Linked DNA regions of Mus musculus: region 2 is linked to region 1. Evidence: chromatin contacts called from ENCODE POLR2A ChIA-PET data. All regions are on one chromosome and are shown on one strand. Each heading gives the region's core, a stretch centred on a gene start or an enhancer-like site at or near the end of the contact. The rest is flanking DNA. Distances are from core to core; before and after follow the strand shown.

Region 1 (4,929 bases), core at 1,929-4,428:
GCTAAGCATGAGACTGTGGGTGAACCATCACGAAGCTTCCTCTATGGTCTCTGCTCTGAGTTCCTGCTTTATGCCCACCCTGACTCCCTTCAGTGATGGACTGGGAACTGGATAAGCCACGCAAGCCCGTTGTCCCTTAAGCTGCTTCTGGACAGAGGTTTTTGGTTTTTTTGTTTGCTTTTTGTTCTCTTCCTCACTTCTGCTTGAAAAAAGATGTTGTGAGTGAAAAGTGTCTTTTAACCTGTATTTATAATAACTGCAGTAATAGTCATTCCATGACTATTACTTGAACCATTCACTTGAATAAACTTGGTTATTTCTGGAAAGATGTCTTTGCTGGCTTCCAAGCAAGTAAGAGTCAGACTTTATTTGAACATCTATAATATGGTGAATAAATGATTTTAAAGTTAATTTCAGATGATCTGGAAATTTTAAATCACACCCTAGTTTTCTTTAATCTATACAATCAAGAAACTACCTCATCCTTTGAAGTAGGAACCAGCCCTTGAGTTTTACAATGTGGCCCCTTTGTTAGTTACTTCCGTTTGCCTTAAACAGACCTAATTCATATGGTAATCTCATAACTACCAGGCCAGTCTCTGCACAGTTTACAACTCCATACAGTAGGGATAGAAAGAATATTTTAAAAATTAACCTAAAACTAATCAGGCAAAGTTCCAAATTTCTAGAAGAATGGAATTCTTCCAACAAACGGTATCATCATAAGCAATTTACTTTTATGAAACTATAGTTTAGCCCACATTCAGAACCATGTGTCACTAACAGAAACAGCTAGTATAGTGGGATACATTTTGAATTCAATTCCATACACGGTTTACCTCCCGACCTAAGCCAGTACTAATAAAGCGACTATTAGTTTGTCTACTAGTCATTTAGTAAGGACTAGGTTGAATTGCTTGCCTATAGGAGGTTGTAAGGGAATATCTAGAACATTCTGCAGGACATACTGTTCTCAGACAATCCTCTCTCAAGAGAGGTGAATAACCAATTTTCTCAGGAGAAAACTATTCCCTATCCTGTTGCAATTCTGGAGGAAGACATTGCAAAAGATAACATGGACTCTTACTCCAGTTATTATAGACAGATTCAAAGACACTTTTCACTCACGGCGTCTCTTTTCATGCAGAAGTGAGGGAGATAAGTTCAAATTATAGGTGCTCTTCCAGAAAAAATGTTAGACCTCTAATTATAATCACTGAGATACATGTTATCCCAAGATAAAAGCTTGGGATTCAAAGTCTGGCACCTAAACAGCACTTTTCAGGAAACCTCCTCGCTTAAAAAAATAAACCAACAAAACCCCAATTTTAAAAATATGTGCCTGTTATATTGGAAACCTCAACAAGTCACATTTAGAACCGTGTGTCAATAACAGAAACAGCTAACATTGGAACCCAACCATTGTCCCTACTAATGAAGTGACACCATTGTCCCTACTAACGAAGTGACATGCTTGTGATGAAGGTGAAGCCTGGACACAGGTGTCTCCATTACAGCGCAGAATACAGTCACGTGCACATGACAGCCATTTTATTGAGTTATGGACAAATTACTCTGCAATGTACTTGGATGCCAAGTCCAAAATTCGTAACACTCATCTCTGGATTTGTAAGGTTTCCTACTAGTAAATGTGAGAGAGTAGATGCATTTGAAAACATATAAGCTGCAAATAATGGGAATCAACCCATCAGTGTCAATCTCAAAGCTGAGATATTAGGCTCACTACACGTACTGGGCTCACCATATCATACAGGAAGTGCAGGCCAAAGACAACAATACTGGTACTGCACAGGTATTAACACTGCTCTTTTAATTGGGATTTGGAAAATCTGGGTATCCAAGAAAGCGCTAAAGAGTACAACTCTAAGATGTGCTTAGCCTATGTGGCATGAACGGGGCCACTTTGGGGACTGTTTGTGCCCTGTGCTGCCGATCACATGCCTCTTTGATGTTAACTGATCTGTATGCTAATGTTAATGGGGACTTGGTTGTAGCCACTGCTTTGGGGGCACGCCTGCTATTTCTCTGCTGTTCCTTCACTCAGATGTTTGAAACTTGGAATCATTGGCAATCAAAGTCCAACTTAACATAGAGCGAACTCATGATATTCTCAGAATAATCATTACCAGTCACTGCATAGTCACTATTAGTCAATAATCCTCATTATTAGCTCACTAGACAGTTAACTTCAGGATTTTCCAAATTGTTCATGAATGGTAGCATCTTACAGAAATAACAATTAGCATTCAATCACTATAGATTAAAAAGAAGATAACATTAAAGATTTGATGTTATTAAATTTTTTCTCAACACATTTTTTTTCACTGAAATTCATCAAAAACCAACACAAAGCCGAAACCAATTACATCGGGTCGTAAATTTGAATCTAAGTCTCTGCTTAGTTCTGATACAAAATAGCGCTATTTTATTTGTGATGCAAATTTAAAAATAAATTAAATATTTCTAAGTAGACACAACTGGGCTTCTTTCTGCACTGGATAATTAAAGTGGCCATATCAAATAACAGAAAGATACCAAGTAGTGGATATTGTTTGAAAAGTGGCCCCCATCCAAAATAAAACTGATTGCCTATAAGTCTGTAAACCAATCTGCTCTGTACATGCCTAGCGTGAGGCTAAAACAATTGTCTGCTTTTCAGAGAGCCAGAAAGAAAGCCAAGGTGTAAACATAGCAATTGGAGTTGATTCAGACAATAGGAATGTTCCAACTGCTCCTAGGGCTATTTAGAGGGCTCTCAGCTGGACTACAGACACTGACAATTGTCTGGGGAACCCTGGGAGCCTAGAGGTCGCTCTGCCTGACCTAGCTGTCTAGGGAAGCAAAGAGCTTGGGCCATCTGAAAGATGAGATCCGAATCACCCCAGTTACCCAGCATGCATCATTCTCAAGCTCGGTGTACCCAGACCAGGGCCTCCTGAGTTCATCTGTGTAACACAGCAATGGCATACGGTGTTGTGGATAGCCCTGGGGCTAATTATATTTGATGTTAATTCTGTTCTCCTGTGAGGGTTGTGAACAAGTAATGAGTCAGCACTCAGGTGATTTCCTGTAAACCAGCTCCCCACCTTAATTTGTAAAATAAAGGCGAGCTGATGATTGGGCAGATAAAGGGGAAGGTGGAGCAGAAGGTAGAGGGAGAGAAGGAGAAAATGGAAGAGGGAGAGGACTCAGAGGAGGAGGAAGAAGAAAAGCAGAGCAGAAGCACATGGTCTGGAGAAACTGCAAGTTCTAAGGGGTCTCATAGATGGAAGAGATGGTCGAGTAGTGGGAGATCTGCCCAATGTAGGCTCACAGCATGTATTCATATTAATTGAGTTGTGTTTTCATTGCGGGGCATATCTGGGTTGGAGAGATTTAACGCAACAATATGGAACTCCTGCACACTTTAGCAGAGAGTGAGAGTAGTCACAAGCGCCAGCTCTGACCGCCTTTTAGCTACAAAGGGATGTTTCTATTGGGTTATGTTGAAAAGGCCTTTCTGGGCTGTCTCCACTGTCTGCTTGCACACAGAAGGCATGGCTATCTAGGGAACATTCAGAGCGGTCTGAGCACCATCTCCTTCGATTACTAACTCAACACCCTTCCCGAAGATTCAGGAATAACAGGTTTTAATCAGTCTTATGGCTTTGACTTTTAAAGTCTGTGTTTATTAACATCTCCTATTGCCCAAATTATCATTCAGAAAGGCTACCAACTATCTACCACTTCCTCCAGTATCAGCATGGAAAAAGAAGCTTGGCTTTTGTTTTTCTTTGTTTTGGTTTGGTGCCTGTTTGTTTTGCTTTATGTATTTATAACTCGAGCCAGTGTCTAACATTTTTAGAGCCAGAAAATCGTATCCAAAAGAGATAACAGAAATAGAACATTCCAGATTTGAAAATTACCATTAAATTTATAATGGCATAACTGGAGAGTGACTTTTTTTTTTTAAAGTGTGTTTGCTCATGCTTGTTGTGCGTGTACGCACATGCACATGTGTATTTGTACGTGATAGAGGCACACAAGTGTCACGGCATGTATGGGTTTTAGTTCTTGTCTTCTATCACGTTTGAGGCAGGGTCTCTTGTTGTTTACTGCTGCGTATTCCAACCCAGGTGGCTCTGGAGTTTCTGTGTACTCAGTGGTTTCTGGCTCTTTTCGTGGCAGGGACACGGCCGCCACATCTGGCTTTAGAGAGCATTTTGGAGAATCAAATTCCCTTCCTCAGGATCGCACAGTAAGTACTTTATTAATGGAGCCCTTTCCTTGGTTGGTCAGTGCTGTTCCAGATAACACAAAGACGATAATGACTAAGTCAACAAATGTGAAACTCTGTCTCCTGGTACTTAAGCAATAGAACCAGTGTTCAATGGCACAGGGAGACTCTGGTGACACTACTTTTATTTATTCTACCTAAAAAGAAATCTTCTTCAAAGTAACTGGAATGGGTGTCCAGCTCTTCTCTTTTCAGATGGACTGGCTTTGTCGTGAATACAGTGATGACGGGATACTGGCCCTGGTGATAAGCAAGCAGTGTTCAAAGGAGGGGAAGAAAATGTCATACAATGGATGTAATTTGATTCTTATTTTCTCTGCAAGGACTTAGGAATGCATATACACGATTGTGTAAAGGCTTTCTCTCACACAACAGTTGGGAGTTTTAATTTTCCACTCGATCACAGCTTCTTGGGCAAGTATCTCACAGTAAAAGGATCTTGATAAGGAGGGCACTTTCCAGAAACAATTTATTTTGAAAGAGAGATAGCAGGATGCTCTCTAGGGGGTGGCCAAATGGTCACTACACAGGCAAAGTAAGGGCCCTGGGGTGACATAGCTGTCCCCACTGTGTCATTTAAAGTCAGTTTTCTTATATGGGAAAGTTTTACTGAGAAGGGGGCTTCTCTCACT
Region 2 (5,103 bases), core at 144-2,643, 110 kb before region 1:
TCTTTATCCACACCACTTCCTGTTGGGTGCACATTTTCCTTTAAGAACTATAGACATCTAGATGCATGTTTGAATATCGGACGGCTGCAGGAACACACATACCCAACAGCTAAAGAGTGGAGAAATAAGCATGCCACTTTGTCTACTACACAATTACAAACTTGTCTCCAAGACTGCCATGGAGAAATCTTACATTTTTCTCCCTCCATCCCCGGATGCAGGTTCAAAGAATTTTCTTTCGTTCTTAACTCTCACCCAAAGAACTCCACATCCTGCAGCCCAACAGGCTTTGAAGAACAAAAATTTCCTCTACTGACCACCAATCCCACAAGTGCAGTAGAAGCAGGTGGCCGTGTTACAATACAGTCCTACACAATGACTTTGTCCGAGATTCCACCAAAGGGTCGACATCCTGAGAACCCATAACAAGTTCATACTATAGGAATCACAGGGCTCTGAGTTAGCAGGCTTTCCCATGTGCACGGAGTGAGGGCTGGTAAGATAGTTTCTAAGGATGCTCCCTCCAGTCTTCACCTCAGCCTTCCTGGGTTCTAGATGCACCCTGGGCCGGCAGTCAGCCTAAGGGAAGGCATTCCCTGCAGAAATTCCCTCCGTGGCACTTCTGAGGTCATGGACTTGGGAGAAGAGTGGCCCTATGGTAGCTATGGCAACATATCAGCGTGCGTACGCCTTCTCGATTCTGGTGAGTGTGTAATTCTTTTTCAAAGGAGGTCACAGGGCAATCGGCTCGGTTTTTTTTTCCCCCTATAGAGATGTTCCCATTGCTAAGTTCAAATGAGTCAAACCTGAAGATAACCATTGCCAGTATGTGTGTAAGTAGGTGTAGGACAAGACATAGCCCAACACCTATAATACTATAAAGCAGCTCCTTGCTAGCAGCTCCCCAAATCGCGGGAGCGTTAAGGCGTCCTCACCGAGCACAGAGCCAGGCTTTCCCAAAGCAAACTTACATAAGCAGCCGCAGCCGCCTCCTTATTCCGGAGCAGCTGCGACAATGGCGGCCACACCACTTCCCTGTTGCGACCGCACAACTTGGGAGTGGGGAATCCGGGGCCCCGCGAAAGACATGGGGCGCAGTCCGCGCGTGGGGAGCCCACATTCGCATTTCGCAGCCAATGAGCCGCCGGATGCAGCGAGCCCTCAGCATTCTCTCCTAAACAAAAGCTCCCCTGAGCTGTGCCCGCCAGCGACGGGCCACCTTCCCTTCCACCATCCTCCACTTCTCCAGGTCGCGGCGCGGGCGCGAGGCTCTCTTCCTTGGCCCGCAGCAGCCCCGGCGGCGCGACGAGCTCGGGAGCGGGCATGCGGCCGGTTCCGCAGCCCCGCGCCGCGCCGCGCCCTGCTCCGCCCGCGAGCCCCGAGCTCGCGCCCCGCGCACTCCGCGGCCTGCGCGTCTGGTCCTCCCGCGCCCTCCCGCGGCCAAGGGCGGGGGCGGCGCGCGGCCGGCTCCCCGGAGCTCGGCGGACGCAGGCGGGGGAGCGTGCGCGGGGGGTCCCGTCGGCTCCGGGGGAAACCACAGCTGCGAGGGGCGGCGCCCCGCGGGCCGCGCTCGGGCCCGGCTCGGCCGTCCCCACCCCCACCGCGGTGCACTGCGGCGCGGAGAGCCAGGCGGCCATGAACTCGGCCGCGGAGAGAGAGCGCGCGCGCGGGGCCGCCGCCTGGCCTCTTCCCCACCCGCTCGCTGGCCTGCGCAGCCACCGGGGACGCCCGGCCCCCCACGCCCAACCGCGGCCCACGCCCCGATCCCGCTCGCACCGCGCTGCGCCGCCACATCCTGCAGCTGGCTGCTGCCCCGGAGCTCGGCGGGAACGCGCCTCCTCGCAGCCGCCCCGGCCGCGCCCGCCGCCGGCTGCCCCCGCGTCCCCGCGCCCGTCCCCGGCCCTTCCAGCACCCGGCCCGCGCTTACCTGCAGCTTGGCACCGCTACAGACGCTCGCTGTCGCTGTGGGCTCCCTCGCTCGGCAGCGCGCAAGCCAGGGACGGGATGGACGCGGGGGCACGGTGGGTGGCAGTGTTTTGGATTTTTTTTTAATTTTTTTTTTTCTGAGTTTGGGGAGGGGGTGGGGTAGGGGGGGAATCGTGCACGTCCCTGGTGGTGGCAGCCCTCCTCCTGCACGAGCACACACTAGCCAACCCGCCGCGAACACCCCCACCACCCCCCTCCCCGTGCATGCGCGGTGCGGGCTCCGGGGTAGTGGGGGGGAGAGAAGGCGCGCCGCCGCTTGCGCAGGCACGGAACTGGCTGGGGCCTCCCTCGTGAGCGAGCGAGGAAAGGGTTAATCTGGGACCTGACGGGTGGTTGCTTTCCCTGGGTCTACGGGGCCGCCCGCGGAGAGCCCTGGCCTGCGCACGCGCGCGCACGCGCGCGGCAAGGGGCGCGCGGAGCCCGCGCGCGGGAGAAGGGGGTGGGCGGGGTCGGGGCGGGGCTTCTGCCGGCCAGGGGAGCGAATGCACGAGCTCCTTTCTCGAGCACCCGCCCCCTCCTGGAGCTCCCGACTCCAGGGCTCCCGCCGGCGCCCGGCCTCGGCACTGCGTCGGGAACGCGGGGAGCCTGCGCTCCCGTGCGTGTGCGTGTGCATGTGCGTGGGCCATGTCTGCCCCTGGGCGCGCACGGTTCGGGCGCTGAGCTCGGCCTGGCTTTTGGGCAGGTGTCCCGGTGCACCGTCTGTCTCCCCTGTACCGTCTCGACCGAATATCCAGGCTCATGGCTTGGTTCGTGCCACTGAGGCATTGTTTATGGGGAGCAGGCATTTGCAGAGCAAATGAAGTGCCATTTTTGATTTGGAGTATAAGGGGAAATTCCGGTCACCCTGGACAAACTGCTCAATCCCAAAGCTCTAGATCTACCAGACTAATTGGTGCCTTTACGTTTACCCAGGTACATCCCTCTCTAGCCATCATGTTTCCAGAACTAGGTTGCACTTGATGCTCCCATGGAGAGATCTGATAGCCTGGTAATGTCAGGACATCCATGTAAGTTATAGCTCCGCTGCTGCTGAAACCTTGTGTTCTCTGTGAGGCACTTCCTGATCCTCTTTACCTGCCCTCAGGCCCACGACCTGGAAAGTCCCTTTAGCCCCAAAATTTCTGTTCAACCTGCAATACTGGCAGCTGGATTGAGCTATTGTGCTCCTAAATGTCACTTCACTTCTGCTGCTTTGTCACACTTTCAACAGTCTTATGTTAAATCACGTGAATAACATCTGCAATTAGGGCAGGACCATGGACTTCTGGGAAGATGTAAAAGAATGCCTGTACCGGATGCCTAAGTAAACATGAAGGAAAACTATGGTCGCCTCAATTTTCTAAAGGACACCATATTCAGCCTCAGCTAAAATATTAACCAGTACTGGTTTAATGTCCCCCACGGTGTTTAAATACACGCCTTCAAATTTTTATTTTCTGTGTATGAATGCTTTGCCTGCATGAATGTGTGTGCACCACGTGTGTGCCTGGTGGCAGCGGAGGCCAGTCAGAAGGGGGTTCAGATCCCCTGAGACTGGAGCAGGATGATTGTTAATCACCATATGAGTTCTTGGAACTAGACCTGGGTCCCCTGAAAGAGCAGTAAGGGCTGTGAACTACCGAGCCAAAGTTTTAGCTCCTACTCGTGTCTTTTGGTGCACACAATAGCCTTTGTGTTAGTAGGGTTTGGTGAAAGACTTGAGATAGAATAAACCTGGTCTAGTGTTACTTTTTTAAAACGATTTTATTATGCGTGTGTGTGTGTGTGCGCGCGCACACAGGTGAGTATATGGGGGTAGCGCATATGATGCGTATGCTCCTAGAAGCCAGAGGCCCTGGATCCCCTGACCATCATGAGCCACCTGAGATGGGTGTTGGCCCTCTGGTCCCCTGGAAGAGGAGCAAGTGCTTAACTGTGGGTCATCTCTCCAGCCTTTTAAGCCCCACTCTCTTTTCTGGAATGGAGACAAAGAAATCAAGGCAGTCATAAAGACTGACCAACACCCAGTTAAGCTTTTAGTGCAAATATTAATCCCCTGATATGCTACTGTTGGTGTTGGATTCTAGCATCATGGCAGGAAGTGGTCCTCATACCTGACACTCCGCCTGTTTGCGTTATTCGGGTTCCTTCGTACAGCTCTGTGTTTACACTTTAGTCCTGTCTGTGTTTTGCTTACGGGGCACTAGTAATACCCATCTGTCGTGAGGTTATGTCCTGAGGTGATAGAGCAATGGCTTAAGTTCACGGTGTGGGAACACGGCCAGCTTCCAGTAATCTTCAGTGTCACCACCTGCTGCTGCTCTTGGAGCACACCTGGAAGGGCTTCACTCCTCCTGGATTTATTGCTTGCCTCCTGTGTAGACATGGTCCTCTTGCCTATGAAAGAGAGTTTGTCCTTGGATTTTAAATTTAGTTCATCAGAGTTCATAAACATCAGAACAATAAAGTGCTTGACTTTTTTTTTTTTCCTTTTGTATCAATGACTCCTTGAATTCAGATGCATAGCAACTGTACTCTGCCTGGCTGGTCCTTGCTTATCATCAGGACTCAGGGGAACTAACAAAAGCATCACTCTCTTGGGAAGGAGGATGGGAAACTCCTTGCCTGGTCCCACACCCTTCGCACCCATGAGGCTCATAGAAGACACCAGCTGATAGCAAGAGTCAACCCAGAATTCAGAAATAAAGGGCACAGTGTGCAGTAGTTAATAGGGATCAAGGCCCTCGATGGACGTGTTCTTTCTCTTCTACTAACAATGGCTACCGTGGAAGACAACTGCTGGGGTCATTTAGAGCACGCTATTTTCCTCAAAGAATGCTCACAGCCTCTGAAACAAAACCTGTTTCTGAGAATTGTGAGGCTGGATTGTAGAACATAACAGGGTGGCCTGTGGGATACCAGGGCTTAGATAGACACGTAAGGGACAGCTGAAAGGTGTCCTGTTTTGTAGGGGGTTTATGGGTGAGTGGAGTTGATGTCTCCCTCACATTGACCATTGGGGTCTACTGTTGGTTTTGGCTATAGATACAAGTAGTAGAGATTGGACAACTTGTAAGTAGAAGCTTTGAGTAGCCCATGTTCTGTACGTCACGCCCTTGGTTGACTGTGTTTAAATGA

Evidence for each region. ChIA-PET counts read pairs that join two places held with the same protein, here RNA polymerase II (POLR2A).
Region 2: POLR2A ChIA-PET joins it to region 1 with 14 read pairs in embryonic stem cell. The contact joins the promoter of Zbtb14 here to the promoter of 2410021H03Rik in region 1. POLR2A ChIA-PET finds 5 or more read pairs at or near these places in 3 of 5 experiments (Patski and embryonic stem cell).

Annotation. Positions count from the first base shown.
Region 1 is chr17:69,275,455-69,280,383 of GRCm38, reverse strand. It overlaps 2410021H03Rik (RIKEN cDNA 2410021H03 gene), which reads left to right and starts at 3,178. Exons shown (of 3, transcript NR_045428.1): 1 at 3,178-3,324; 2 at 4,189-4,258; 3 at 4,478-4,929. The region is part of intron 16 of Epb41l3 (erythrocyte membrane protein band 4.1 like 3); the gene reads right to left.
Region 2 is chr17:69,380,094-69,385,196 of GRCm38, reverse strand. It overlaps Zbtb14 (zinc finger and BTB domain containing 14), which reads right to left and starts at 1,393. Exons shown (of 3, transcript NM_009547.3): 1 at 972-1,393. It overlaps Gm49894, which reads left to right and starts at 1,016. Exons shown (of 3, transcript XM_030250167.1): 1 at 1,016-1,097; 2 at 1,186-2,021; 3 at 2,899-4,454. The coding sequence starts at 1,016. The coding sequence ends at 2,946.